2 separate regions of the Homo sapiens genome follow, and region 1 is linked to region 2. Evidence: chromatin contacts called from ENCODE Hi-C or POLR2A ChIA-PET data. All regions are on one chromosome and are shown on one strand. Each heading gives the region's core, a stretch centred on a gene start or an enhancer-like site at or near the end of the contact. The rest is flanking DNA. Distances are from core to core; before and after follow the strand shown.

Region 1 (2,981 bases), core at 365-2,864, 320 kb before region 2:
GCATCAGTGTTGGTCCTGCTTGCTGGGATCCCAAAAGGACAGGAGTATGTTAGCTTACAGGATCCAAAATGCCACTTTATGCCATGTTTGGCTTTCAGCCATGGAAATTTGGTGAACTGGGAAGTAGAGATGAGGGGGGCATCCTCCTGGTCCCTTGGCTGGAAATGCCAGCAAAGCCAAAGTGGTGATGGAAGCTGCTGCTACCTAGCTAGACGTCTCTGAGCAGGAAAAAGCTTGCCTATTACTCAAACAGATTCATTTTTATACCATGATTTTAAATGGTACCCCAGACATCTATCTGATTTCATTCAATGCAGAGGGAGGCTGAAGAGTATGGTGTGGTTAAGAGCCTGGACTCTCAAGCCAGGCTGCCTGGACTTAAATCTGGCTGTGCGGCTTACTAGCTGGGTGATCTTGGGCAGGTCGCTTAACCTTTCTGTGCCTCAATTTCTCCAGCATAAAATGGGGGTGATAATACCTGCCTGAAAGGATTATTGTAAAGTTCGATTGAGTTCTACATGGAAAGTGCCTAAAATGGAGACTGGCACATAGTAAGGAAATCCAATATGTTTGCTACCAACATTATAAACAATTCATTTTTGTAATCCCAGCACCTTGGGAGACTGAGGGAGGTGGATCACTTGAGCCTAGGAATTCGAGACTAGGCTGGCCAACGTGGCGAAACCCTTTTTATACTAAAAATACAAAAATTAGCCAGGCATGGTGGCAGGCACTTGTAGTCCCAGCTACTTGGGAGGCTGAGGCAGGAGAATCACTCGAATCCGGGAAGAGGAGTTTGCAATGAGCCAAGATTGCACCACTGCACTCCAGCCTGGGCAACAGAGTGAGACTCTGTCTCAAAAAATATGTGGATATTATTTATGATGAGACATATATACCACTACAGTGGGCTTTTTATAAACACTCCCTCCTCCCTCACACCTCTCTGCACTTTCTGTTCTGTCTCCCCTTTTGTAGCTTCCCACTTCAAACCTTTTTCCCCAGGAAAGCTCTACCCTGCCTCATTCTGCCCAGCTCAAAACACTTCTTCACTCATCTTTTGAGTGAGGATGTACACATCTGGCTCGGTTTCCTGCCACTCAGTCTGGCATTGCCACAGCCTTACGACTGTGCCCTTTCAAGGAACCCACAGTGCCCGTGGTGGTGCCTGTCAAACCACAATGCTGGCGACAGCTATCTCTGAGTTGAGTGGCTCTGAATGCTTTTGTTTTCTTATTTTCTGTATTGGCAGCAGCGAGCATTACTTATGTAATTAAATTAAATATTTTAAATGCCAAGAGGAGGCAGTCTCTTAAAAGGTCAATGGCCACAGTACACATAGCACAATATGCTAAATTGACTTTAAAATCACATGGATAGGGGATGTGTACTAATAATTCTGATTGAGTTATTAATCCATTAATTATTAGTATCATAATGAAAATCAGTGCAAGTGCCAGCTGCTCACTGAATGCTAGTGAGTGGGTTGGGGGCTTAAGTATCCGAATGCAGACAGAACTCCAGTGGCTTCACCCAAAGCCCCAAGGAAGCTGGCAGAAAAGTGTGTGTGCTTGAGCCAAGCATGGAGCAAGTCCAGCAGCGTGGCCGGGCTGCCATCAGTGACGCTTCATGGAAGGTTTCCAAAGCCAACCAGGCCTTTGAGTTCCCTCTTCATGGGGGCAGCCCAGCCTGGCCATCATCTCATGACAATCACCTCCTCCTACTGGGGCTTACTATGTTCCATTAAAACTCACTTAATCCTGCAACAGCCTTACAAGGTGGATTTTGTGATTATCTCTGTTTTACAGCTGAAGATGCTGAGGTACAAAGAGGTCACATGCTAATAAGTGGCAGAGCTGGGATTTGAACCCAGAGTGGGCTCATGGCCTGTGCTCTTCACCTGTATACTCTACTACCCAGTCTAGCCTCCCCGCCCTGAAGGGACCCAGCTAGAAACTCTAACGATGTGGCCGTCCCAAGTCCAGAGGACCATGCAACCATCCCAGGTGTAAATACGCATCACTCTGCCCCACACTGGCTTCACCTGCCCTCAATTCTTGGCTCAAATTGTCAGCATAGCTTCTCCTCAGCTGTTGAGAAGGCAGCCTCCTTCTGTGACAGCTTCCCTGGGCCACTAACCCCAGGCTCTGGAGGACTGATGTATGTCTGTCTTGTCTTCCTTTGCAAGGACAGAACTTGTGCCGCTCATTTCTATTCCCTGGTCCTGAACACCAGGCTATCTAGGTTGATAGGATTCTTTGCACATCCCAAATCAAATGGCCTTTAACTAATTTTCTGAATGATTCCAGCTTTAAGAACCCACTGAAGCTGATTGCAGAAACATCCTTTCAGTCAAGAGGGTAAAGTAGTGGCCTTGGAATGAGATCCAGATTCCAGCCTGAGGGGCCGTGCAGGAGGGAGAAGAGCATTGGTGGCCAGCCCAGAGACTGGTACATTTTAGGTGAGCCATTAACTGGCTGTGCTCTTGGGCAAGCCCCTTCCCCTCTCTGATGTCAGTTTCCCTATCTGCAAAATGGGGACATGGTTGGAGTCCATGATTTCTAGAGTCTTTCCCAGTTTGAACATTCTCTGCCTGGAATATTTCAGTCCAGCTCTGAGTAGGAACCTGAAGGGACCCTGGAGCCCCTGTCCTCACCGGATCTCCTCACCCTCCAGCAGTTTGCGATAAGTGGCGATCTCCACGTCCAAGCCCAGCTTGGAGTTCATCACCTCCTGGTACTGCTTGAGCATGCAGGCCATGTCCTGCTTGGCCTTCTGCAGGGCGTCCTCCAGCTCAGCCAGCTTGCAGTGGGCATTGCTGAGGGCTGCCTCACCCTGCTGCTCAGACTGGGCCACCGCAGCCTCCAGCTTGCAGCGCTGTGGGGATGGACAGAAGGGAAGGAGTTTAAAAAGGGTGCAGGTTGTGGGGACTCTGGTGGGTCTCCAGTGGCCTTGGTCATCCTATTTTATCTCCATTCAAA
Region 2 (2,905 bases), core at 14-2,513:
TCAGGGCGGAGGTGAGAGAATCACTTGAGCCCAGGAGTCTGAGGCTGTAGCGAGCTGTGACAGCACCACTGCACTCCAGCCTGGGCGACAGAGTGAGACCCTATCTCAAAATAAATAAACTGAGGGGAGTTTGTCGGTGGAGAGTTAGGGGAAAGGGATAAGTTGCAGGGAGAGGAAACAGTAATGAAAGAGTGCCAGCTTGTTAGAGCAGCAGAGTAAGGCAAGTGGCTGGAGGCCAGTGACTAAGGGGGACAGAGCTGGGGATGCGCGAGAGGAGCACTCAGCCCAATCCACAGGCCCTTGTGCCAGACTCTGTGCCGATGACTTTTTTCCTTTGTCTCTTCTTTCAGCAGCCATCTAAGGTGGGCACTATTTTAGTATTGAGGAAACTGAGGCTCTAAAAGGTTAAGTAGGCCAGGTGTGGTGGCTCGCGCCTGTAATCCCAGCACTTTGGGAGGCCAAGGCAGGCGGATCACATGAGGTCAGGAGTTCGAGACCAGACTGGCCAACATAATGAAACCCCGTCTCTACTAAAAATACAAAAATTAGCCCAGCATGGTGGCCTATGCCTGTAATCCCAGCTACTCAGGAGGCTGAGGCAGGAGAACCACTTGAACCTGAGAGGTGGAGGTTGCAGTTAGCGAAGATTGCACCACTACACTCCAACCTGGGCAGCAGAGCAAGACTCCGTCTCAAAAAATAATACAAAATAAAAAATAAATAAAAGGTTAAGTAAACATGTCCAGTGTCACACAGCTGAGAAGTAGCAGAGCATGGATTTGCATCCAGACCAGTGTGGCCTCAAAGTCCTTACACTGAGCTGCTATGTTATTGCTTCCCAGAGAAGTTGAGCTACCCAGAGGTGAAGGGATTTGCCCTTCATTTCATGGCTTGCTGCAGAGCTGGGACCCCCGCCTCAGAGAGTTCTGTAGATACTGTGAAGGGAGACAGGGCCTAAGGAAGGGGAGAGGGACAGGGAGGGCGGAGAAAATGCCCCTGCAGCAGCATTCCCTGAAGACCTTGCCTGTGCCCACACCCTGCCCATGTCTTTGTGCCTTTGTGTGCAAGAGTCCTTCTTGCCCAAGCTGGAACTTAGGGTTTGCTGGGGTAGAAAGATGCAGAAGTTTATAAGTGTCCACTTCTAGGGGTGTGCTGCTGGCCAGCAGCCACCGCCCTGAGGGCTGTAGGAGGGCTGGCCACTGGGGCAGCCCAGATTAGCTGGATTTTGTGTGCTGTGCCTGTTGCTAAGTAACGCTGCTCCTGCTCTCACCAGGGGAGCCAGCTCTGGTTACCGGTGACAACCCTCAAGGGAGAGTGCCTGGAGAGACATGAGGCAGGCGGGAGGGAACTGAAGGAAGCCAAGCCCTTCCCCACACAGGTTTATATGGCAGAGGGGTAGGTATTCCTTAGCTCTCTGGTGTTCTGTCTTGTGTGTGTGTGGTTTTTGTTTTTTGAGACAGGGTCTCATTCTGTTGCCCAGGCTTGAATGCAGTGATGCAACCATAGCTCATTGCAGCCTCAGCCTCCCTGGCTCAAGTGATCCTCCCACTTTTGCCTCCCAAGTAGCTGGGACTACAGGTGTATGCCACCATGCCTGGCTAATTTTTGTATGTTTTGTAGAGACGGGGTTTCACTCTGTTGCCCAGGCTGGTCTCAAACTCCTGAGCTCAAGCAATCCACCCACCTCAGCCTCCCAAAATGTTGGATTACAGGTGTGGGCCACCACACCGGCCGTCTCTGGAGTACATTAGGGGCCTGTTTCCCCTGTGCCTTGGCCATGGGCTCAGAACTGCAGGACCCACAGGCACACAAGGAGGGTGCAAAGTCATGGGCAGGGTCTGGGCACAGGCAGGGTCTTCAGGGAATGCTGCTGCAGGCGTTTGGAGGGGAATTCTGCCCCCACATCTGAGCACCAAGGAGAGAGGTGGAGTGTGTGTGCATGTATGCGTCCCTCCTGTCATTGGACAGGCAATCTGTGGTCAGGCAGATGGGGCAACTCACTCACTTTCCACTGCTCTTTTAGAAAATGTCCCACACTTCTCCAGCTGGGGGCTTCCCACCTGTCAGAAGGTCCTGGAATCAGAGTAAACAGGTCCTAGCTCCCTGGGAGTGCCTATTATGCCTATTCCACTAAAGGATTTGGGGAATACTAGAGAGATAATTTCACTTAAAGCATTAATATTTTTAGGGAGAAGTTGAATTTTGGTCTTTTTGTTTTTGTTTTTGTTTTTGTTTTTTAAAATGGAGTCTCGCTTTGTCACCCAGGCTGGAGTGCAGTGGCACCATCTTGGCTCACTGCAACCTCCGCTTCCCGGGTTCAAGTAATTCTCTGCTTCAGCCTCCCAAGTAGCTGGGATTACAAGCGCCCACCACCACGCCCAGCTAATTTTTGTATTTTTAGTAGAGACGGGGTTTCACCATCTTGGCCAGGCTGGTCTTGAACTCCTGACCTCGTAATCCACCCACCTCGGCCTCCCAAAGTGCTGGGATTACAGGCATGAGCTACCGCGCCTGGCCTGGTCTTTTTGTCTTTTAAGCAGGTATCTTTTTTGTTTTTTTGTTTTGTTTGAGACGGAGTCTTGCTCTGTCACGAGGCTGGAGTGCAGTGGCTCAATCTCAGCTCACTGCAACCTCCGCCTCCTGGGTTCAAGCAAGTCTCCTGCCTCAGCCTCCCAAGTTGCTGGGACTACAGGCATGAGCCACCACGCCCAGCTAATTTTTGTATTTTTAGTAAAGACGGGGTTTCACTATGTTGGCCAGGATGGTCTCGATCACTTGACCTCATGATCTGCCTGCATCAGCCTCCCAAAGTGCTGGGATTACAGGCGTGAGCCACTGCTCCCGGCCCCTTAAGCAGGTATCTTAAAGGCACAGAATTGGCATGGCCATAATCATTCATACTTCT

Evidence for each region. A loop is a pair of places that touch in the nucleus more often than their neighbours do. ChIA-PET counts read pairs that join two places held with the same protein, here RNA polymerase II (POLR2A). Pooled maps may share reads with other maps.
Region 1: a map with no recorded cell type shows a loop between it and region 2 (2.3-fold over the local background). The contact joins two enhancer-like sites. A Hi-C loop is called at or near these places in 1 of 37 single-sample maps with no recorded cell type and 3 of 50 pooled maps. POLR2A ChIA-PET finds 5 or more read pairs at or near these places in 1 of 52 experiments (activated B cell).

Annotation. Positions count from the first base shown.
Region 1 is chr12:52,350,009-52,352,989 of GRCh38, reverse strand. It overlaps the pseudogene KRT89P. Among named protein-coding and RNA genes, the nearest start is that of KRT85, 16 kb to the left of the region's middle. Within about 2 kb of position 1,614, at least 2 of the 41 ENCODE cell types and tissues checked have a DNase peak (open chromatin) inside an H3K27ac peak, as active enhancers do.
Region 2 is chr12:52,028,236-52,031,140 of GRCh38, reverse strand. The region is part of intron 1 of LOC124902934 (a long non-coding RNA gene); the gene reads right to left. It also overlaps a transcript of NR4A1 not described here. Among named protein-coding and RNA genes, the nearest start is that of NR4A1, 22 kb to the left of the region's middle. Within about 2 kb of position 1,263, at least 7 of the 41 ENCODE cell types and tissues checked have a DNase peak (open chromatin) inside an H3K27ac peak, as active enhancers do.